Linked DNA regions of Homo sapiens: regions 1, 2 and 4 are each linked to region 3. Evidence: chromatin contacts called from ENCODE Hi-C or POLR2A ChIA-PET data. All regions are on one chromosome and are shown on one strand. Each heading gives the region's core, a stretch centred on a gene start or an enhancer-like site at or near the end of the contact. The rest is flanking DNA. Distances are from core to core; before and after follow the strand shown.

Region 1 (5,556 bases), core at 2,909-5,408, 630 kb before region 3:
AAGGCAAACCAAGTCTCCCTTCCTACTTCTGGTTACTGCCTTACAGCTCTCTGGGTCCTCACAGCCACGCTTCACTAAACCATGGTCTACATTTTGTCTCCTACATTTTCTGCTTTCTATTCAACCGTTCACTTCTTCCTCCAAATCCTTATACCTTGGGATTATCCAAAGTTCTATGCCTGGCCTTCATCTGTTTCTACCTGTAGTTTTTTTTTTTTTTTTTAGTATTTATTGTTCATTCTTGGGTGTTTCTCGGAGAGGGGGATGTGGCAGGGTCACAGGATAATAGTGGAGAGAAGGTCAGCAGATAAACATGTGAACAAAGGTCTCTGGTTTTCCTAGGCAGAGGTCCCTGCGGCCTTCCGCAGTGTTTGTGTCCCTGGGTACTTGAGATTAGGGAGTGGTGATGACTCTTAACGAGCATGCTGCCTTCAAGTATCTGTTTAACAAAGCACATCTTGCACCACCCTTAATCCATTTAACCCTGAGTTGACACAGCACACGTTTCAGAGAGCACGGGGTTGGGGGTAAGGTTATAGATTAACAGCATCCCAAAGCTGAAGAATTTTTCTTAGTACAGAACAAAATGGAGTCTCCTATGTCTACTTCTTTCTACACAGACACAGTAACAATCTGATCTCTCTTTCTTTTCCCCACATTTCCCCCTTTTCTTTTCGACAAAACCGCCATCGTCATCATGGCCCATTCTCGATGGTCGCTGTCTCTTCGGTGCTGTTGGGTACACCTGCAGAAAGGCTGTCACTTCACACTTGGAAGACTGCACAGCGGCCAGGCAGAGGCGCTCCTCACTTCCCAGACGGGGCGGCCGGGCAGAGGCACTCCTCACTTCCCAGACAGGGTGGCCGGGCAGAGGAGCTCCTCACTTAACAGACTGGGTGGCCGGGCAGAGGCGCTCCTCACATCCCAGACGATGGGAGGCCGGACAGAGGCGCTCCTCCCCTCCCAGACGGGGCGGCCGTGCAGAGGCGCTCCTCACTTCCTAGATGGGACAGCCAGGCAGAGGTGCTCCTCAACTCCCAGACGAAGGGCGGCCGGGCAGAGGCGCTCCTCACATCCCAGACAATGGGCGGCCGGGCAGAGGCGCTCCTCACTTCCCAGACAGGGTGGCGGCCGGGCAGAGGCGCTCCTCACATCCCAGACGGGGTGGCGGCCAGGCAGAGGCGCTCCCCACTTCCCAGACGGGGCGGCTGGGCAGAGGCGCTCCCCACTTCCCAGACGGGGCAGCCGGGCAGAGGCGCTCCCCACTTCCCAGACAGGGCGGCCGGGCAGAGGCGCTCCCCACTTCCCAGACGGGGCAGCCGGGCAGAGGCGCTCCCCACTTCCCAGATGGGGTGGCGGCCGGGCAGAGGCGCTCCTCACATCCCAGACAGGGCGGCCAGGTGCTCCCCACTTCCCAGATGGGGTGGCCGGGCAGAGGTGCTCCTCACCTCCCAGATAATGGGCAGCCCACTTCCCAGATGGGGTGGCAGCCGGGCAAAGGCACTCCTCACATCCCAGATGGCGCGGCCGGGCAGAGGCGCTCCTCACTTCCCAGACGGGGCGGCCAGGCAGAGGCGCTCCTCACTTCCTAGACAGGGCGGCCAGGCAGAGACGCTCCTCACATCCCAGACAGGGTGATGGCCGGGCAGAGGTGCTCCTCACTTCCCAGACGGGGTGGCGGCCGGGCAGAGGCCCTCCTCATATCCCAGACGGGGCGGCCAGGCAGAGGCGCTCCTCACATCCCAGACGATGGGCGGCCAGGCAGAGACGCTCCTCACTTCCTAGACGGGGTGGCGGCCGGGCAGAGGCTGTACTCTTAGCACTTTGGGAGGCCAAGGCAGGCGGCTGGGAGGTGGAAGTTGTAGTGAGCCAAGATCACACCACTGCACTCCAGCCTGGGCAACACTGAGCACTGAGTGAGCAAGACTCCATCTGCAATCCCAGCACCTCGGGAGGCTGAGGCAGGCAGATCACTCGAGGTCAGGAGCTGGAGACCAGCCCAGCCAACACGGCGAAACCCCGTCTCCACCAAAAATACGAAAACCAGTCAGGCATGGCGGCGTGTGCCTGCAATCCCAGGCACTCGGCAGGCCGTGGCAGGAGAATCACGGGAGCCCCAGGCAGGGAGGTTGCAGCGAGCCGAGATCACGGCAGTACAGTCCAGCCTCGGCAACAGAGGGAGACCGTGGAAAGAGAGAAGAGACAAGAGAGGGAGACGGAGAGGGCTACCTGTAGTTCTTAAACAATTGTTGAGGGTCAGGACAAAAGCATTTGTATTTTTAACAAGTTTCTCCAGTTATTCAAATTAATCCCAGATAGAGAATCACAGTTCATTCTGGGCAATTTCATCTACAACCCTGACATCTTCAACCACAGTCTGTACAAGATGTTATATTTAATGTTGTATCTCAGGCTCAGCACAGATCCCTTTTCTGAGCTCCGGACTGAACCTGGTTCCCAAATCTGGCTGTCCATCAGAACCACCTGAAGAGCTTTTTAAACCTACAGATTGCTACTGCCAAGCCTCTGTCCACCTCCACTCTAATTCAGTAGATCCAAAGTAGGAAACCAAAACAAAGTAAAAAATAAGCCTGACAACATGGTAGGTGTTCACTGAATGGGTGCTAGAATTATTAAGACATCGCAGTGATGATAACTCATGTCCTTGCCTAGTCTGACTGATCAGATGGGTTTTGGGAATCATGAACCAGACTAGCCCACCTGACAGAACTCTTTCCTCCCTCAGCAAACAGCATCATCAGTCATTCAAGACAAAAATCTACCAGCTATCTTAGATGCCTCTCACATCTCACTAGCTGACCTTCATTCTTTTTTTTTAACTTTATCTTTTTTTTTCAGGCAGATAAGACTTTCTTTTTTTAGTCTGTTTTTATTATATTGTAATTTTCTTGACTGATTATCACCACCGAATCTCCTGTATGTAGTACAATTCTAGCCATGTAGTAGGAACTCATTAAGACCTATGCTGAATGAATCCACAAATAATTTATTACTAAACATTTTAATTTCAAACGCTAAAAAAAAAAAAAAAAAAAAGCAGTTTTCTCTGCAATTCCTGTCACTGCTCCAAGTTTCTTACAAGAAGGAGGTTAAGGTTTGGGTAGAAGGGGGCCAAAGATGGAAACTGAGGAGCAAGTGTAAGATGCAGAAGAGCTGGAAGACAAAGGGTTGTAGTCAACGAGTGAGCTCTTGGAGTTTAAAGTTTCACAGACAGTACTTACTGTAACTTTAAAATTTCAGACACAGCACTTACTGTAATTTTCTTGTCTCTAAAGCAGGCTTTGAACCTGGATAGATTTGGATAGAACCCCGACTTTGTCATTTGCTAACTGCAAGGCTTTGAATAAACGATTTAATTTCTCTGCGTCTGTTTCCTCATCTGTGAAATGAGGATAACAATACTGTCCACCTTACAACAATGTTAATAATCGGAAAAAGGACATAGGTAACGTGCCTGGCCTGTAGCTCACCAAATATTAGGTGGTGTTGCGATTAAGATGCCTTAGAACAATTCAGTTCTCCGACTCTCTAGACCTGAGGAACCTTCCCAGGGAACCCCTAACTTTCCCAGACCACACTGTCAGATATTCTATAGGCCCCGCCCCTCCAGAGCCTCCGAGTCCTCCCTAGCCCACCCGAGCCCGGTCCCCAGCATTACCTGACCCATAGCGCACGTCGTGTGAGTGCAGTCGGACGTTGTGGCGCGTATTGAGTAGCTTCACCACGGAGCCGCAAGTAACGACACCCAGGCTGGACGCTCCCACAGCGCTCCACAAACCCCCCAACAACAGCAGAGGTACTACAGCCATCCTAACTGTATCGCGGAGCCCCAAATCTTCGAAGAAAACTCGGCCCCTCCCCGGAACCGGAAGCTAATGGCGAAACCACGGAGAGAAGGAAGTGAAGAAGCCCGAGTCTGATCTTTATGGTTTATTTGACTAGAGCGGCCTGAGAAACCGGCTGAGCCTGGTTACTTACGATACTCTCGCTCTGTTCCAGGGGCTCAGTGACAGCTGCCTTCCTGAGCCGCTTCGGTTACCTTTCGCACCCACGAGACGAAAGCTTCCGAGAGCGGGAGAGAGAACAAGAAATGGCCCGCCCACTCCCGGTGACAGGGAGCCGGAAATGACGTAGCACGTTGACGCAGCAGCGGCGGCGGTGGCGGCGGAGGGGCCGTGCGGTGGGTCCGTACTATCTTTTCCCAGTCTCGGTTCGACGACTCCATTTTCCTCGGTGGGGGCTTAGCGCACTGGAGGAGCGGCGGGCTTCAGACAGGTAAAGTTCCGACTGGAGAGCGTGTTTCTCGCAGGAGTCAGGTGGGGAACCGGGCTCCTAGGGCCTGGTCACGTAAGGGAAGAGGCAGTGGGGAGCCGTATGCGGGAAGAAGGGGGAGCCTGGCCTTCCCTGCTCTATGGGGGGAAGGGGGAGGAAAGCGCTGTAGTTGCTCAGAGTCCGAAAGCTTTTCCCAGCCCAGTGACACCCGGAACCCGTGAATCGGGTGGCACGTTGAATCAACAGGCTTCCTGGCATCCCGTCCTTCTCTCCGCAGGTTTTTAAAACTGGGCCACGCAAAAGGATTGGGGATGGAAGGGACCTGGGGCTTCTGAGCCAGGATCAGGTGATCGAGTTGTTTGTTCTGGGGATATGAATCCTGTGGAGCTTTCAGCAGCTCGGCCATCAGGCTAGAGGGCGATGCCAAATTCCAGCTCTTTACATATTGCTGAATAATACAAATAGAACTTTTTGTAGATGGTTGCATCCTTCATCCCTTTCTAAAGATCGAAGGTCTTGTAGAAGTCCTAAAGCCCGTCCATTCTCTATAGATTCATTTCCTCAAACGTTTGCCAGAGGCCTATCATGAACATCAAAATTAGTTATTAAGTCAAAACTCCATCTTCTAGTTTCTACCTTTCTCCTCAGGCACTCCTTTGAACCAGCTGGAGAAGTTAATTTTCCTGGGTTGTTGCAAGAACTGATACTTATTTCAGAGGGCTAAGATCTCTGAAAATACTTCCGTGGAAATTCACTGTAATATCAAAAGTAACAAGGGTGTATGAAGCTACATCATTAATGAGCATTAGGGAGTGTAAACAATATTGAATTTGATTAATTTCTTCGGAAAAATGTCTGGTTCCACTGTTTATCTGGAAGTTACCAGTTTGTAAGTCTTCAGTGTTTTGATTACAGAAACATAACTGCTCTTCCATCAGCTGTGAATTTAGAGCCCTTTTTTACGAGTAATGTCCCTTTCACCAGTACAAGTACATTTTTATTCACTTGGCTTGTGTGGCTGCTAGATTGGATTAGCATAGCCTTGCAACTCTAGGAGGTTTTAACTTCATCAGGAGATTAATTACATCAGAAAGTGGTACCGTCTGGAGAGGCTTAGTCAAATTTTACAGTTCTTCCTCTGAAAGCCTACCTAGTGTGGTGGAAACATGATCTTTGTAGGCAAATACGTTTGCCCTGATTCTATATTCTTGACCTTAATAAATGGCACTACCATCAGTCCTGCCTGTAATCCTTGTCTTCCTT
Region 2 (5,615 bases), core at 399-2,898, 820 kb after region 3:
CCAAATTAAATGGAAGAGACTGTCAGACTGGATAAAAAAGCAAGACCCAACTATTTTCTGTCAACAAGTGATCCAATTTGAATGTAAATACACAAATAGATTAAAATGGGTTGAAAAAGATACACTATGCTAGCATTAATCAAAAGAAAGCTAGTTATATTGATAGCAGACCAAGCAGACAAAGAAGAATAAAGGAATAAAGAGGGCCACTTCTTAATGCTATAGAGGTTAGTAGAGGTTAATGCAAGAGAACGTAACAATCCTAAATGTTTACATACCTAATTTCAAAATACACGACACAAACTGATAGAATTGAAAGGAGAAGCAAATTCGCAATTATAGTTGGAGATTTCAACATCCTTATCTCAGTAATTGATCTCTTTGGCTGCTCTGAGACTAGCTGGGAATGAACCAAGAGTGAATGAGTGCACAGATGTGGGCAGAGTTTTCAAAAAGGTATCATATATGGGCCAGGCACGGTGGCTCACGCCTGTAATCCCAGCACTTTGGGAGGCTGAGGCGGGTGGGTCACATGAGGTCAGGAGTTTGAGACCAGCCTGGCCAACATGGTGAAACCCCGCCTCTACTAAAAAAATACAAAAATTAGCCAGGCATGGTGGCGGACGCCTGTAATCTCAGCTACTCAGGAGGCTGAGGCAGGAGAATCGCCTGAACCTGGGAGGCGGAGGTTGCAGTGAGCCAAGATTATGCCACTGCACTCCAGCCTGGGCGACAAGAGCGAGACTACGTCTCAAAAAAAAAAAAAAAAAAAAAAAAGTATCATATATGATCCTGATTCCTATACCCAATGGCCCGTGAACAGTATTATTAATAATTTTGGTCCTTGGGCCGGGCGCGGTGGCTCATGCCTGTAATCCCAGCAATTTGGGAGGCCGAGTCGGGCGGATCACCCGAGGTCGGGAGTTCGAGACCAGCCTGACCAACATGGAGAAACCCCGTCTCTACTAAAAATACAAACTTAGCCGGGCGTGGTGGCACATGCCTGTAATCCCAGCTACTCGGGAGGCTGAGGCAGGAGAATCGCTTGAACCCGGGAGGCGGAGGTTGAGGTAACCGAGTTCGCGCCTTTGCACTCTAGCCTGGGCAACAAGAGCGAAACTCCGTCTCAAAAAAAAAATTTTTTTTTTAATAATAATTTTGGTCCTATGTAAGGTATTATTAATACACAGATTTTCATTTTTCGCCTAATTATCCTGAACCAGTTAAAGTGAACACTTGGAAGGGGGTAGGGGGAATATCGATAGCCATGGCAGTGGTTTTCAAACTTTATCAGAATTACCCGCTGGTTAAAATTCAGATAACTCGCTTCACTCCAAAGTTTCTGATTCTGCAGGTTTGGGGTAGGGCCCGAGAATTTGTCATTTTAACAGTATCTCCGGTGTTGCTGATGCCGCTGGTCCCAGAACCACACACTGCGAACAACTGGCCTAGAACGTTGTCATTCCTTTCTCCTACAGATTTTGAGGCAGCCGGTGGGCTCCGAAACAAAACAGAGGTCACTGGATCCGATTCCCAGTACCATAGAAGTGACTCAAACCAGCGATTCAACCGACAAGCAGGATCCGGGCCACCCAAAGCCGCGCGAGAGTTTACGTGACGACATCGGCGTCAGCGTCACGGAGGCGTCGGCCACGTTCAGCGGACACGGGAGCAAGATGGCGATTCCGGGCAGGCAGTGAGTGATCCGGGAGTTAGGGTCAGGCTGGGGGATGAGAAACTACGGCGACTGTATCTTTGGCCGAGGAGTTTTAAATGCGCTGGAAGTGAAGGGACTGTGTCGTCAAGGGTAGAGACGGGAAAAAACGAGAAGTCCTGAGGAACATAGATTCCCCTCCCCCGTACATTTTCCCGGATGGAAGCCCGAAGTTTGAGGGAGAAACTTGTGAGGAAATAAAGGAAGTTAGGCTGAGGGGCAGAGAGCGAGACTTTTCTATTTTCCAAAAGCTCGGTCTGAGGCCCCTCAGTCTTGCTTCCTAACCCGCGCTTGAGTTTCTCCCCGCTTGGATGCTCTCAGGGGCAGTGTGAAGAGAGACAGTTCCTGGCTTCCTTAGAGGGCCTTGTTCTCCTTGGCAGAAGCTCAAGTCCTGATTCCCGCCCTTCCTTCTCGTTTTAGGAATATTGTTCTGAGAAGCCACAGAAAAAGGGTAGGCATATAGGAAATTGGGGTATACGTTGCCGCAAAAGAGACAAATACTGTACGTACTTGAAAGTTTTACCTTTGATGTGTAATCCTTACTTTTGATGCGGCCTCCCGTGATCTCCGCATCTTAAAGGCCAAAACGTGAGAAACTAAAGGAGTTGGATCTGATGGGATGGTTCTCTCAGATGCTCCGAGGCAAAGCACATGATCTTAATAAAGTGTAATGCGAACTTGCCCCATGGCTACTTGGGTTTCTCAGTTATCTTTTAAAAATTTTCGTGAGTTACACTATCCAGTCAGTTCTTAGAAACTGTGTAAGTACACAGTAGGAAAAAAAATCTAGCCATTTTCTTGACTGTTTAGACCACAAGGATAGTTGAAAGCATTTTAAAATCTTTAGTGGACATGAACTAAACTTTCCACTACACATGTTTTTTTTTTTTTTTTTTAAATGTTACTGTCACTTCGCCATCTTAAAACATTTCTGAACTTTTCATTTACTTCTCTTCTTTGATAAAAATGGTATTCGAGTTTGGCCCGTGTCCACAAATGATCACTTAGAGTAGTAATTATAGAATCTTACGGCATGTTAGAATTTTGAGATCACTGAGAAGCAAAAACAGTCTGTTACGTGTTCATAAAGCTTATGACATGTTTTGATTTGGTAGCTTCATGTGGAAGAGGTAGTAGATGTATTTGTTAACATTTAAACATAAAGGTTTAATTTCTATTTCAAAAAAAATATATGCAGGTATGGGCTTATTTTGCCAAAGAAAACACAGCAGTTGCACCCTGTTTTGCAAAAACCATCAGTGTTTGGGAATGATTCTGATGATGATGATGAGGTAAGGAAACCTATGTTTTACTCGTGCATGGTTGGAAATGTAAATTTTTTAAAAATTGAACTTGTGACTCTGATACCTTTGCCTTTGTTATTTGTCAGTACAGTGGAGTATAATTTACAGAATTGTCAAAAAGGAAGGTGTAAAGAAAGCAGCTCCACCGATTTTTTAAAGATTTTTTTCCCTCTAAAAGCTGCAAACTTTACCTTTAAACAAATACACGGTCTTTTCAGACTACTGAAATTGTCATAACAAAATTGTTGGTGTAAAGATCCCTAGGTATGAGTTATTAAGATGTCACCAATTTTCTACAAATTTTTATTAGCAAAGCAGTTTTTAATTTGTTAACCATGAGCTAAGATCACTATATAACAGTTCTTAACAACGCTACTTTTTTTTTAAATTCAGTGTCTGCCAAATGTAATTGCTCAGTTATAATCGTGGTAGTGAATAGTTACTCTTGATAGTACTACAGTAACATCTAATATCAACATTTTCTATTTTAGCAGCCAAAACTACTTCTGTGAAACCCACAGTTATATATCAGAAACAATCCCAAATGTGTGCTTTTCTTTTCTCTTTTTTTTTTTTTTTTTGAAACAGTGTCTTGCTCAGTTGCCCAGGCTGGAGTGCAATGCCGCGATCTCGGCTCACTGCAACCTCCGCCTCCTGGGTTCAAGCGATTCTCTTGCCTAATCTTCCTGAGTAGCTGGGATTACAGGCACCTGCCATCATGACCAGCTAATTTTTGTATTTTTGTAGAGACAGGGTCTCACCATGTTGGCCGGGCTAGTCTTGAACTCCTGACCTCAGGTGATCTGCCTGCCTCAGCTTCCCAAAGTGCTGGGATTACAGGCGTAAGCCACCGCACCCAGTAAATATGTGCTTTTCCAATACTCCCATCATGTTTTAATATTTTTTTTTCTTTTTTTTTTTGAGACAGAGTTTCGCTCTTGTTACCTAGGCTAGAGTGGGATGGTGCAGTCTTGGCTCACTGCAACCCCTGCCTCCCAGGTTCAAGTGATTCTCCTGCTTCAATCTCCTGAGTAGCTGGGGTTACAGGTGCCTGCCACCATGCCTGGCTAATTTTTATTTTTTTATTTTTTTGTATTTTTAGTATTTTTAATATTTTTTGTATTTAGTAGATTTTCCTGCCTCAGCCTCCTGAGTAGCTGGGATTACAGGTGCCCCACCACCACGCCCAGCTAATTTTTATATTTTTAGGAGAGACGGGGTTTCACCATGTTGGCCAGGCTGGTCTTGAACCTAACCTCAGGTGATCCACTTGCCTTGGCCTCCCAAAGTGTTGGGATTACAGGCATGAGTCACCATGCCCAGCCTCTTTTTTTTGAGATGGAGTCTCCCTCTTTCGCCCAGGCTGGAGTGCAGTGGTGCGATCTCAGCTCATTGCAACCTCCGCCTCCTGGGTTCAAGCGTTTCTCCTGCCTCAGCCTGCTGAGTAGCAGGGATTACAGGAACACACCACCACGCCTGGCTAATTCTTGTGTTTTTAGTAGAGGTGGGATTTCACCATGTTGATCAGGCTGGTCTCGAACTCCTGACCTCAGATGATCCACCCACCTTGGCCTCCCAAAGTGCTGGAATTACAGGCATGACCCACTGTGCCTGACCGGTTTTCAGTTTTTATTATATAATAGCATGGGTGGATAATTTAACATATTTGATATTTCTTTGCTACTTTTGAAGACATTGGCTCTTTATGGCTCACAGTTTTTAAAAATTGAGGTATAATTTACATATAAAATGCTCAGATTTTAAGTGTACAGCTTGATGATTTTTGACAAATGTATATGCCCCAATCAAGATTTAGAACATTTCCCTCTCTCCCAAAAGGCTTTCCATACCCTCCTGCAGTCAGTCTACCTCCCCACTTGCTACCCCAGACAAATGCTCATATTTCTATCACTAGATTAGTTTTGCCTGTTACAGAATTTCATATAAAAAAAATCATACAGTATGTACTCTTTTATGTCTGACTTACTCCACTCAGTATAATGCCAGATTTATCCATGTAGTTGTAGAATCACATTTTTCTTAAAATGGATTTTTTCCCCCTTAACAGTGACTTAAGTTTTTCTTCCATTTTTCTGTTTTTATTTCTTCATAAAATATTAGAATAATTGACCATAAGAAATGAATCAAGGTTACTAGTTAAATCTCCATTTCTGCGTAGCCAACTAGAATATTTTCAAATGGAATATTGAGGAAGTTACTAATTACAACTTTTGAATTTTTAATTATGTCGTTGCATTAGTAGATATTTAATACCTACAATAGGTTAAGAGTTGATCAGTTTTGCATCTATATAGCCTATATACTTTTTATTATGTGGTACGCTTTAACAGTTTTTTTTGGGACCTTATATAGTGTTGCTTTCAACCAGTGTCTAGTCTAGTGGGGAAGACAGACATGTGAACATGAATATAAAGCAAACTGAAATATGAAAAGGAAACTAATATACTGAGGATTCCTGTGTGCTCATTATACTTTATTTGATCTTCAGGATCACTCTGATGTATTATTATTCCCATTTTACAGGTCAGAAAATTGAAGCTCAGGTTAAGTAATTTGTTCAAGGCCATGTGGCTGAT
Region 3 (5,994 bases), core at 944-3,443:
CTCTCAACAATTCCTTCTATCAAATTTGATACGCTGGGTTTAACATACGCTTTCTTACGCTTCATTTCTCTTCGATTTATAAAGAGCCCTTATTTTTTAAAATCTGCGTGGGTTATAAACTATTAAACTCACTTCTCGTGAAATACTTTCTTACATGACTTTTACCCTCAATTTCTCGTTTATTAAGATTAGTTTGGGGATCAATATCGATTTTAAAATACGAAAAACACCTTTCTTTTTAACACGGAGAGAAGCCTCATCCGAGGCAAGATGGTAGTAGTCTAACCTCATGGATGAGCCACTTGGGTTCACCCTTAAGGACAAGAAAGAGGGGTCAAAAAGCTCGCACTCTTCCCCATCCTAACATTTTTTAAAATCCCTCACCTCAAAGACACTACCCAAGCTCAGAAGGTAAGTGCTGGGTCGGGAGGGGAATGGAACAAGGTTTTTGGATTTTTTTTTTTTTTTTGTAGAAAATGAGCTGCTAGAAGGAAAAGGCCCAAGTGAAAGCCTCAGAGGCGGAGTCGTGAGCGAACCTGGCAGGAGACGAGGTTCCTGTGGCAGAGAAACTCGTGACCGGGGAGCTGGGTTCCCGCTGGGTACCCCACCCGGCCTCAGGCACCGCCTCTACCCGAAATGAATCCCCCCGCCGCCCCCCCAGGCCTCCTGCCTCTAGGAGCGCCGCGGCCGCCGCCCGCGGCCTCCTTCCCTCTCAGCTCCGCTTCGAGGCCGGCTCCCCGCCCCGACTGCCCGCGCCTCCCGCCGCACCCGGGAGCGGGAAACGCGGCCGCTGGCGCGCGGGGCCCTGCGCAGGCCGCTCCCCTCGTGGCCGCTTCCCTCCCCCACCCCAACCGCCCCCGCCCCTCACCCCAGGGACCCGCCCGGGGCCGCGCGCCGCCACCGGGTTACACAACCCCGGCCGGCGACGGGGGGGGGGGCGGCCGCGGTGCGGGGGGCGCCGGCGCCCCCGCAGTGCAGGGGGCGAGGCTGCGGCCGGTGGTGATCCCGGGTCACCCGGCTCCGCCGCCCCGTGTGGCCCTCGACACCCTTCCCCCTCCGCTCCTCAGTGGGCCGGAGTCGGTGACAGGAATCGGCTTCCAACATGGCGGACAGGAAGCGGCCCCGCGAGGAGGAGAGAACATTCCAGCCGCGCCGGCTCTGGGGGGAGCGGGCGCGGGGCGCCGGCCTCGGGAGGAGCCGCGGGACAAGACTGCGGGGTCCGGCGCCCAAAAAGGGCGTTTAGTGGTGGAAATGACCCGTGAGATGAGGGGTCCCAACAGCCCCCCCCACCGAGACGGGGAGCCCCAAGGCCACAGGTGGGCTTGGGGTGGCGGGTGAGGGGCACTTCCTCAACTCACCCTACCTACCCACTCCTCGCCGCCTGCAAAAGGGTCTCGCGACACCATCCGAGTCGGGATTCGCTAGGCCTTCCTGAGTTACACCTCGAGGGATTTTTTGGGGGGGTAGGTTTACCCCATCTCAGGGCCCCCAAATTGAGGTAACTCCAGGGACGCAGGGAGGTGAATGGGAAAAGAATAATGAGGTTGGACTTGCAAGGCCGACCCAGCAGGTCTCCCTTCAGCCGGGGCCGGGGCCAGGAAGGTCACGCTGGCCTGGCTGGGCCTCTCCCATGCTGGAGGGAAGGAGAGGGCGCTGCAAACCCCATTGCTCAGCCCGAGCTCTAGAATGAAAGGGGCATCCCCAGAGCCGGAGGGGACACACACACACACACCCCGACCCCGTCCGCGCTTTTCGGATCCAGCCCCACCCCCATCTCTCCTGTCCTCCACCCCCAACCCCCTTCCCCCACCCGTCCTCCCTCCCAGACCTGTTTTCTTCTTCGGCGTTTCCTGGTGCTGCTGGAGGGTGTGTTTCTGCTCATGTTTCAGCGGCTTTGGCTGGGCCTTGGGGCTGCCCTCGGCTCCATGCTGCAGGTATTGGTGAGGCTGCTGGTGATGATGGTGGTGGTGGTGGTTGTGGCTGTGGTTGTAGAAATAATAATGGTGGTGGTGGTGCGGCTGCTGCTGCTGCTGCTGAGGGTGATGGTGCGGATGGTGGTGGCTGTGATGGTGCTGAGGCTGTGGCTGGCCGGGCTTCTCCTCCATTGAAAGCGGCTGGGACTCCCTGGCTGAGGCTGCGGGCTGCTGCACCGTCAGGATCTGAGACTGCTTCTCAGGGCTCACTCAGTATATCTGAGCGCGTCTCGCCAGCGCACTGGTTAACCGAGCGATTCTGCGAGATTGGCAGCCGCACTCCAACAATCAGGAGCCACGCTGTGCCGCAAGCCCCGCCCCCAGCTCAAATCCTCTTTCCTTCCCCTTCGCCGCTGCCGCCTGGCCAACGCCACTTACCCTGTGCAACCTCACAGGGCCGGGCCTTCAACGTCAGCACTATGGCTCTCTCTTCTGTCGCTTTCTCTCCTTCACCACGCAGTCTGTGAACAGCACTTTCTACACTCCTCGCCGGCAAGCAGGCTCGTGTCGAGGGTAGCAGATTCCACTGGCGATTCCACTGGTGCTGTGAGCCATCTGCTGGCTTTGCACCTCTTAGAATCTGGTGTTTTTTTGTTTTTTGTTTTGTTTTGTTTTTAATCCTTTTCCGGGTAACCAGAAAGGGAAGCTCAATTCCCTTAACCCCGAGACCACTAAAGGGGCAATACAAAAAGAGGAAATAAATACATTTTTAAGCATACAAGAGCTTCACAATCCAGTAGATCATTTTGTATTCTGGATTCATTTTGCTTTGTATTCATATGCTAATCTCTTCCTTTCCACGAAGGGATTATAGGGTTCCACAATGGGGTATCTGTGTAATTTTCTAAAAGGGCACAAAGGGTTTAAATCATTGTTTCTTTGTAGTTGGAGGCAAGGGAGAGCAGGAGGAATGAAAATTTACACTGAAGGTTTTTTTTTTTTTAATTAAACTCTGCAGGTGAGGTCAACTGTGGAACCAAAATAGGTTTTAGAATGAGAAGTTTCAAGAGCAAAGGAAGGGGAGAAAGAGCACTTAAAAGTTATTAAGTGGGTTTGTTTTTTTTTTTTTTGGCACTTATGGAAAAATTGAAATTAAAAGAAATATTCTGTAGCGTTTTGTAGTGTAGATTTAACTTATCCTGCATTACCACATCACAGTATATGATTTTCAAAAGCAAATGTTAGAGCCATGATAGTGGTTACTCAGGAAGGAAGAGGGTTGTGATGGGGAGGGACACAGGTTACTCTGATAATATTTCATTTTGGGGGCTAGGTGGTGATTACATATATTTGCTTAGTAATTATTTGTTAAACTGAATATACAGATAAAATGCACTTTTCCCAATGTATGTTATAGATTGGGGGATTTTTTTAATTGTAAAATATTCATAATATAAAATTTACCATCTTAATATTAAGTGTATGGTTCAGGTGCATTAGGTACATTCGTATTGTTGTAGAACCATGACCATCATCTATCTCCAGAACTTTTTCATCATTCCAAACTGAAACTTCATACCCAATAAAAATAAATGTCCTTTCCCTCCTCCTTCCATCCCTTGATAACCACTGTTCTGTTTTCTGTCTCTACGAACTTGACTATTCTAGGTACCTCATATAAGTGGGATTGTACTGTATTTGTCTTTTTGTGACTAGCTTTTTTGCATAATGTCTTCAGAGTAGCATACATCAGAATTTCCCTCTTTTTTAAGGCTGACTAATATTCCATTATATGTATATACCACATTTTGTTCATTCACTCAGCAACGGACATATGGACTGTTTCCTCAATGTATGTTACGTTTTTGAATTTTTAAAATGTGGCTTGAATTCCTACAACAGGACAACATTAAAGGAACAAGAAGCTTGAAAGCAAAAAGTTTATGCTATGAAATTAATGAATGTCAATGCAAAAGCTTATTTAAAACGTAAAAGCTGGTTTCCAATAACAAATGTCATTGAATCCTGAAAACCATGACCAAATTTTGGCATGTTCTATACAGTAAGGATTTGTGTTGCCTTGTTAAATTTTATTTTATTTTATTTTGAGATGGAGTTTTGTCCTTGTTGCCCAGGCTGGAGTGCAATGGCATGATCTCAGCCCACCGCAACCTCTGCCTCCTGGGTTCAAGCAATTCTCCTGCCTCAGCCTCCTGAGTAGCTGGGATTACAGGCATGCGCCACTGTGCCAGGCTAATTTTGTATTTTTAATAGAGATGGGGTTTCTCCATGTTGGCCAGGCTGGTCTCGAACTCCTGATCTCAGGTGATCTGCCCACCTCAGCCTTCCAAAGTGCTGGGATTCATGAGCCACCAGGCCCAGCCAGCTTTGCTAAATTTTAAAGAAAAACCTCTTTGGGGGTACATTTACCCAATTTTGAGAATGAAAACCCTAATAATAATATCATATCACAATAAGTCTTTACCACTGAATAATATTCTGCCACGTTCCCAATTATTAAAGAAAAAACAGGTCAGGTGTGGTGGCTCACACCTGTAATCCCAACGCTTTGGGAGACCATGGCAGATCAGTTGACCCAGCAGTTCGAGACCAGCCTGGGCAACATACAGAGACTCTCTCTCTACAAAAATTTTTAAAAATTAGCCTGGCATGGTGGTGTGTGCCTGTAGTTGGGAGGCTGAGATGGGAGGATGACTTGAGCCCTCCAGGTGGAGGCTGCAGTGAGCTGTGATTGTGCCACTGTACTCCAGTCTGGGCAACAGAGCGAGATCCTGTCTCAAAAAAAAAAAAAGAAGAAGAAAGAAAGAAAAGTATATATACAATTTAAGATTATGTTGGTATTTTTTGTTGACTTAGACATTCAGTTGGAAGGCTTGAATTTCTGAGTTCCAACTTCCCTGTCTAGGTTTTCTACATTATACCTGCAGGCAAACCAAAAGCACTCATTCTGTATTTCTGATTTATCACACTTTTGCCTACCTTTAGCTTTTCACTTACAGTTGTACTGACTGAGTTTAATAAACTAAATCTTATTCTCAGATGCTCTAGTTACTATGAATGTTGCCTTAGTAGTATGCAGTAGTATGAAGAAAGGCTTATGATATAATGTAAGAAAAAAAGCAGAATATTACATTCTTGTATACATTAGAATCATAATCTTGAACACGAATTTTAAAAATAAGAATGGAAATACAACAGTAAAACACAGACCTTTTTTCTTCTTGATTTTTCTGAAGTTGTTTTATATAAAATATAATTGGGATTTGCCAAGAATGTGAAATATTCCATTATAATAATGCCCTTAGCCGGGCGTGGTGGCACACTCCTGTAAACCCAGCACTTTGGGAGGCCAAGGCAGGCGGATCACGAGGTCAGGAGATCGAGACCGTCCTGGCCAACATGGTGAAACCCCGTCTCTACTAAAAATACAAAAATTAGCTGGGCACGGTGGCACATGCCTGTAATCCCAGCTACTCGGGAGGCTGAGGCAGGAGAATCACTTGAACCAGGGAGTCGTCGGAGGTTGCAGTGAGCCGAGATTGTGCCACTGCACTCCAGCCTGGAGACAGAGCAAGACTCCGTCTCAAAATAATAATAATAGTAATAATGCCCTAATACTAAACTTTTGGTGAGAAGAAAATAACTGGGTCTACTTATTTCAAGCATGTTTTTATAAAACGGAATCTGCATTAACGAAGAAAACACAAGAAGGGAATATAGCATAAGTCTGATGAAATTATAGGTGCTTCTTTTTTTCTTTTCTCTGTTTTCCAAATGTTCTGTAGTAGTTGTTACTTTTCATATACATTTTTTTTTTTTCTTTTTTGAGACGGGCCTCACTGTGTTGCCCAAGCTGGAGTGCAGTGGTGCCATCATGGCTCGCTGCAGCCTTGACCTTCCTAGCTCAGGTGATCCTCCCACCTCAGCCTCCCAAGCTGGGACTACAGGCACATGGCACCATGCCTGGATGATTTTGGGGTGTTTTTTTGTTCTGTTTTTTGTTTTTTTGTTTTGTTTTGTTTTGTTTTTGAGACACAGTCACGTTCTCTCACCCAGCCTG
Region 4 (6,249 bases), core at 112-2,611, 640 kb after region 3:
TGATACTACCAAATCCACCAACACCGTTTTTAAAATTACAGTTCTGTAGGAAGTTCAAGGTGGTTTTCCCAGTTGCTCGCATTTTCACTCAGTTTATTTCTCTCTAAAACATCTGGATGTTGGTTTTTTAAAGCCCATTTGCCCCACTGGTGCAATATATTGTTTTTAAAAATAAATATTTTCAAAAATGGAGCCTAAGAGAATGGAGTGTAAACGAATGGGGGTGGGGCGAGGAGAGAAGGCAAAGACGGGCCCAGCGGGGAAAGGCTGGTTACTGGGTATTTTCCTTCTGAGAGCATGCTTTATTGGCATAGGCATCTGAGGTAACGAGCCATACAAACACGACCTTAGAACAAGAATGATCACGAGCAATGAGTGTAAGGCATAAATATCTGTAAGACGGAAATAATTTGACACTGATCACTAAGCAGCACCAGATGCTTCGGGACCTCATAAAGGAAAGGTAAGAGGTCCAGGAAACAGAGATCATTGCTACCCTCTGGGGTGGGGGGCAGGCGGGAGAAACCAAGGAATAACTACGGTTGGGCAGTTCAAAGCCTGAACAGTACAGAGCAAAAGAAAGCCAGCAAGTGACTAGGGGAAGGCACACACCCTGGCGAGTACGAAGAAGGGTGTGCAGTGTGCAAATACTGAACAGGTCTATGAAATGGTGTGGGTAAGAGATGTGGGTGTGGGTAAGGGGCAACGCAGGAGGCTCACGGTCCCCTCCCTGCAGCAGAGCAACAGAGGGTAAAAGAAGGGGGAGGGTGAAAAGCAAGAATGACTCATTACCAAAAGGAAGTGCTCAAGCCATAGGGAGGCATGCCACAGGGGATTTCAGGGCGAGGATTGTGAGGAGCTAGGTGCTCAGGGTGATGGGGGCAAAAATCAACGTCTTGTAGTTCCTGCTGCTAGTCTTTAACATGGGGGTGTGGGGGGGTTCGCGGCAGCCGAGTGCCAAGGCCTGGGAAGCGGCGCGGCGCGTGCGCAGTGGCGTTCGGCGGGACCCGCTGAGGCAAAGCGGAGCCGCAGTGACAGAAGCAAGCGGAGCGGCCGCCAGGAAGGACTCACCGAGGCGCAGGGGCTGGAGGTGGTGCTGGGGGTAGGTGACCGCTGGACCGTGACCAAAGCCATCTAGGCGCTGCTGGGTTGTTCCGGGCAGGGCATTCTTGTCCTGAGTGTGGGGGACGGGAGGGTGACGGAGCCGGGATGGGGAAAGGGGTGCGGGGTGGGGGTGAAGGGAACGGGGAGGAGGAGGAGGCCGCGGGAACGGCCGCAGACTCCGCACCCACCACCAGACTGTCGCCGACTGACGCTCCGAACGGGCGGCGGGCGGGCGGTTCCGCAGCTGCGGGGCACAATGAGCGCTCCCAGTGCGCAGGCGCCACCTGTCAGCTACCGCCTCTCCCCTCGGCGCGCGCCGCCGCCTGGTCGTAACCCTTGAGTTGCCGGAAGCTGGCCGAGTGCGTGCGCCTCGGGCCGCCGCACCCTCCTGGGTTTCCTCCTTCGTGCTGGAATCGCGCGGTTTGCCAGCACTGGGTGCTGTGGAGTGGGGTGGGGGAAGGGGCCGAAGGGAGCCAGCCCGGTGAGGGGTCCCAGGGCGGGGGGCCGCTGGAGTCTTCACTCCTGAGAGACAACCATTTTATGAGGTGGGGCGGCGCACAGCTTAACCAACCTTAAAAAAAAGCAGCTGAGATGAAAATCCTGAAGCAAACACGTTTTCTATTGGGAAAGGGCTCCGCGGAGTTTCAAACCCTCTCACTGGGCGCAGACAGAACTGGGCTAGACCAGTTTACTCCCTTCACCCCGGCTCTCGGGGGCTTTTTCTTAACTTTTCCCCCCCTTCCGTCTATGTTTTATGATGAGACTTCTGGAAAGAAAACCATTTTCCGTTTGATACCCTGGAAAGGTTTGTGGTACCCTCATGCTTCCTCTATTGCCTGTCTAAAGACTTATTCATTATTCCTGAGGAGAAGAGAAGCTGAGCGCGCCTGGGAGTCCGAGGAAGCCGGTTGTGAGGGTCCAGCCTGCTATTGACCTCTCACTTGCCTCCTGCTGTGAAGACAGTCTTTTAATTAAACAGGATTTGCTCGTTAAGCTTTCTTCTCCTTCGTCTCTAAATGTCATTCTTTCATAGACCTATGTAAAAATGTAGATTAAAAGATATTTTAAGGGAATGGTTTTCTCAGGGGTAAATTGTCTGCAGAACATAAGCAAAGAATGTAATGGAAAATCAAGATTAAAAAGGAAAAAAATTGCACAATGCAAATATCACTGATTATTTACACAAAGAAAGAGAGTTGACAAGGCTATTTCTCAGCTTGAGTGGATGAGCTGGTAAATACCACCGTACATATCAAAGCTGTAGAAAACACACACACTTGGGAGTTTGCAGTTATTAAAACCCACCCCCTCCTGTTTGTCACTCAAACACTCTTGGATCTCATTGCTTCTTTTAAACTGACAGGGCTGTCATGAGCTCTTTCTGGCTGCTGTACGGTTAAACGCCACAAGAGTCCTCTGTGCTGAGCCTTTGTTCTCTCCCTGGGGCCCTGTGGTTGAAATAATTAGCAGGGAGGTTCCATCAAGAATCAGACACTGAGGGTCCCTGTACTGTACAGTCCTATGTAGAGTGTAGTGCAGAGAAGCCAGCTGGTAGGCTTTTGCCCCCTGGTGGTGATCAGGAGTGCCTGTGAGACAAAATTAAACAAAGATGTATGGTTCACAGATTAAACAATCTGACTGTGTTTTCCCCAGAGCTCCGTAGTAAACAGGAAAAGAGAAGGCAAGTTTCAGAAGTAAGAACTTTGAACCAATGCATGGGAGACCAAAGAGGAAACTAGATACATAGCCAAAAAATACACATAGCTAGAAGCTGAATGAACTCAAATAAATGAAATATATGTGCTTTATGAACCAAAGTATCATTCTAGAAAAAGTAATATTCAAATCTGTAGGTCTTAGTACTTGTATGTTGATTCTCTGACTCAGGGAGGGCAACAATGATGTTCTACTTTTTCATGGTAACATACTCTTCAGAAATTCTTTTGGAAGATGAAAGGCTTAAGTCCATTAACCTTGCAGTGAGAAAGAGCACTACCATAGGAATCAGAAGACCTGGTTTCTAGTTCCAGCTCTAAAACCTTATGCAAATGGCTTGAACTTTTTGAGCTTTAATTCCTTTATCTCTACAATGGAACCCTAACTGACAAGATTCTTGAGATAATGTATGGTAAAGTTCAGAATAAACTGTAAATAAAGCCCTCTATGCAATTAAGATAACTTTTTTTTTTTTTTTTTTTGAGACGGAGTCTCCCTTTGCCACCCAGGCTGGAGTGCAGTGGTGCAATCTCGGCTCACTGCAACCTCCGCCTCCCGGGTTCAAGCAATTCTCCTGCCTCAGCCTCCCGAGTAGCTGGGATTACAGGGGCCCGCCACCACACCCGGCTAGTTTTTATATTTTTAGTAGGGACGGGGTTTCACCGTATTGGCCAGGCTGGTCTCGAACTCCTGTCCTCAAGTGATCTGCCCACCTCGGCCTCCCAAAGTGCTAGGATTACAGATGTGAGCCACTGTGCCCGGCTTTTTTTTTTTTTTTTTTTTTTTGACACGGATTTTTGCTCTTGTTGCCCAGGCTGGAGTGCAATGGCACCATCTCAGCTCACTGCAACCTCCACCTCCCGGGTTCAAGCTATTCTCCTGTCTCAGCCTCCTGAGTAGCTGGGATTACAGGCATGTGCCACCACGCCCGGCTAATTTTATGTCTTTTTAGTAGATATGGGGGTTTCACCATGTTGGTCAGGCTGGTCTCGAACTCCTGACCCCAGATGATCCACCTGCCTTGGCCTCACAAAGTGCTGGGATTACAGGTGTGAGCCCCCGCACCCGGCCATCATTCTTTTTCTTAATAGTAGAAGTAGATTAGTGGTCAAGACATGTTTCATCTGTAGGTAAGTGTGGAACATTTTTGTTCCACATATCTAAGGTGATAAAATCCTGATCAAAATTGAATTATGGGATGACAAAATTCACATTGTTTGTATCAGGAAGTTAATTTATTAATTTTCAGGGGAAATATCTCTTCCTGGTATATACCTTTTAAGGAAACTAAGATTTGGAAATTATTGGTGCATGTTCATTAATTTATTTACTAATAATTGAGAAAATATTTATTGAATGTGTATCATATACTAGACACTGCTTTAAGAACAAGACAAATGTTTATCTACCTCTTAGGGGCTCAAAGCCAATTAGTAGGGGAAAACACATCAACAAATAATTAGAGCGTAGCTTAGTGGTACCATGGCTTCTGTCACCTCGGCTAGGCGCGAAAGGAGGTATGTAGAAATATAGAAGAAGTCTATATACGTACAAAGTTCTATAGAAACAAAGGAGAGAAGGTCTGGGCAAATGTGCTCTTTATGATATTGGCTTTCAGGCTTTGTCTGCAGATCCCAGTACAGTCGCTTTGCGAACGGAGCTGGACCACACTAAGCATTTGATGAAATCTATGCTTTGTGCCCCATTTATACCTAATTTCCCTAGGCTCCACCCTGGTTCCTCCTAGGTCTTCTGGTGAACTGAGAGAGGAGATATCTTCTAATAGAGTGAAGAGCCTAGGATCCTCTTACTATTCTAGCTGAATTTGAGGAGAGAGAGGCCAAGAGCAGGATTCCCAAAAGAGGGAGCCAAAGAGACAAAAGTCCTCCTAGTTCTACTTAGAGCACTTTCACTCTTCCCACCTGCGATGCTGGAGGCCTGGTTGTACCACTGGAGTCCATTTAACCCTTAACTTGTATCAATACTTCTTCCGGGGTGAAATTATAGGGGAGCTTGAAATCTCTGAGGTTAGCTGGTTCTCAAGCTTTGAGAACCTGATGAAAACTATTGACCTTCTCTCCAGAAAAATGTACTTGCATATTTCTCATACCTACTAAAACCTATCAAGGAACCAAGGTGAAGAATCCTGATCTAAATGTTAAAGGGGTGGTTCTCTACCTTTTTTTTCCACATCATGACATCCATAGAAATAGTATTTGTACAGCACACTGGGATAAATTAAAGGGGATTTGGAGGCAGCTAATTACATGGGGCTTGGTGAAAAAAATTGTTTCTTTATATTACTTACTTTTAATGACAAAAATAAACATATTAAGGATGACACTAAATATTGAATTTGTATACATTTCCAAACAAAGATGTCTAAAAATTTAATGAAAAACCTGAGATTGCTTCTGTAAACATAACATTTTTTATACAGGATTTTATGATTGAAATGACGGCTTGCAGTTCTTGAATGAGACAGTTTAACAGTGATGTCTTCAAATTCTTGGTAGTCATTATTGATGAGAATTTAGTTCATACAAGTAGGTGATAAAAAAACTTTTAAACAATTTTCACAACAATTCAAAATTTAAAAGTATAAATTATAATTGATAATATATCCACATTATCACAGGGTATTTCCTCGTTACATTTGCCAATGGGAATTTCCCCATCTACCCAAACACTTTTTGTGTCAAGTATCTATTGCAAAATATTGATAAAGGTCTAATTTGCAGAGTTAGATTGTGTTATTAGATCAATAATTCTTCATCTAACTTGAACATAATTAAAAGGGCGCATCAGATATAAACAAAAGGAAGAATGCTATATATATAAAAAGAGAGATCATAAGCTGAGTTCATCAGGAGTACCTAGCAGGCCTCCCTGCATTTCCTGGCCTTATCTGAGGCTGTAAGTCCTGCTCTTTTGGTACCTGGAACATCCTCCAAAGCTCAGTGTTTACAATAGGCAGCAGTGTGTACTACAATTGTCTTGTGAAAGTGATGACCTGGTGGTAGAATACTCCTTGGCTTTGCTTGGCAAGAACTTCATTGTGCTGTCCACCAGTGGGACCATGGGCATACTAGGGTGGGTATTCACACCCTGATTTTGGGGGGCTGCTGAGAATCTCTAGATCACACTGCTTCTTGCCAGGAGTGAATTACCTAGATTTATCAACCACTCCAGTTATTTTAAGTAACTCCTCAGGCTGAATAGATCCCTATCTTGCAATATATCTATAACTCATTCATTGCATACCAAATGAAGTATTTCACTTAAAAGATTATGACTTATATAGCTAAGCTTAAGACAGAGCAAAAAAAAAGTGAGTCAAAAAAAAAGACACAAGAAATCATGGTCCTATCCTTGATAATCCAATCCCTTATATTTGAAACAATTTGGGCATAATTATAAGTATAAATT

The links. Hi-C counts contacts between places; a loop is a spot of excess contacts on that map. ChIA-PET counts read pairs that join two places held with the same protein, here RNA polymerase II (POLR2A). Pooled maps may share reads with other maps.
Region 1: a map of CD8-positive, alpha-beta T cell shows a loop between it and region 3 (2.8-fold over the local background). The contact joins the promoter of SUPT6H here to the promoter of NUFIP2 in region 3. A Hi-C loop is called at or near these places in 2 of 168 maps with a recorded cell type or tissue (CD8-positive, alpha-beta T cell and naive thymus-derived CD4-positive, alpha-beta T cell), 2 of 37 single-sample maps with no recorded cell type and 8 of 50 pooled maps. POLR2A ChIA-PET finds 5 or more read pairs at or near these places in 1 of 52 experiments (GM12878).
Region 2: a loop to region 3 is called in a map of CD8-positive, alpha-beta T cell, with 6 times the contacts of the local background. The contact joins the promoter of NSRP1 here to the promoter of NUFIP2 in region 3. A Hi-C loop is called at or near these places in 1 of 168 maps with a recorded cell type or tissue (CD8-positive, alpha-beta T cell) and 9 of 50 pooled maps. POLR2A ChIA-PET finds 5 or more read pairs at or near these places in 2 of 52 experiments (IMR-90 and activated naive CD8-positive, alpha-beta T cell).
Region 4: a map of B cell shows a loop between it and region 3 (16-fold over the local background). The contact joins the promoter of SSH2 here to the promoter of NUFIP2 in region 3. A Hi-C loop is called at or near these places in 2 of 168 maps with a recorded cell type or tissue (B cell and CD8-positive, alpha-beta T cell), 2 of 37 single-sample maps with no recorded cell type and 12 of 50 pooled maps. POLR2A ChIA-PET finds 5 or more read pairs at or near these places in 6 of 52 experiments (CD4-positive, alpha-beta T cell, H1, PC-9 and 2 more).

What each region holds. Positions count from the first base shown.
Region 1 is chr17:28,658,047-28,663,602 of GRCh38, forward strand. It overlaps SUPT6H (SPT6 homolog, histone chaperone and transcription elongation factor), which reads left to right and starts at 4,159. Exons shown (of 37, transcript NM_003170.5): 1 at 4,159-4,296. It overlaps SDF2 (stromal cell derived factor 2), which reads right to left and starts at 3,860. Exons shown (of 3, transcript NM_006923.4): 1 at 3,680-3,860. The coding sequence starts at 3,830. RefSeq lists enhancers at 3,547-4,746, 4,108-4,177, 4,275-4,949.
Region 2 is chr17:30,115,168-30,120,782 of GRCh38, forward strand. NSRP1 (nuclear speckle splicing regulatory protein 1) reads left to right here and starts at 1,649. Exons shown (of 7, transcript NM_032141.4): 1 at 1,649-1,696; 2 at 2,913-3,006. The coding sequence starts at 1,677. It overlaps MIR423 (microRNA 423), which reads left to right and starts at 1,912; the gene lies at 1,912-2,005. It overlaps MIR3184 (microRNA 3184), which reads right to left and starts at 1,993; the gene lies at 1,919-1,993. RefSeq lists enhancers at 1,160-2,359, 1,392-1,511, 1,532-1,631, 1,662-1,761 and silencers at 1,474-2,075, 2,012-2,081.
Region 3 is chr17:29,291,955-29,297,948 of GRCh38, forward strand. NUFIP2 (nuclear FMR1 interacting protein 2) reads right to left here and starts at 2,194. Exons shown (of 4, transcript NM_020772.3): 1 at 1,829-2,194. The coding sequence starts at 2,105. RefSeq lists silencers at 863-1,042, 1,673-1,792 and enhancers at 1,499-2,259, 1,953-2,052, 2,363-2,562.
Region 4 is chr17:29,928,867-29,935,115 of GRCh38, forward strand. It overlaps SSH2 (slingshot protein phosphatase 2), which reads right to left and starts at 1,362. Exons shown (of 16, transcript NM_001282129.2): 1 at 1,072-1,362. The coding sequence starts at 1,134. It also overlaps a transcript of EFCAB5 not described here. RefSeq lists silencers at 562-611, 1,122-1,401, 1,552-1,641, 2,375-2,544, 4,505-4,799.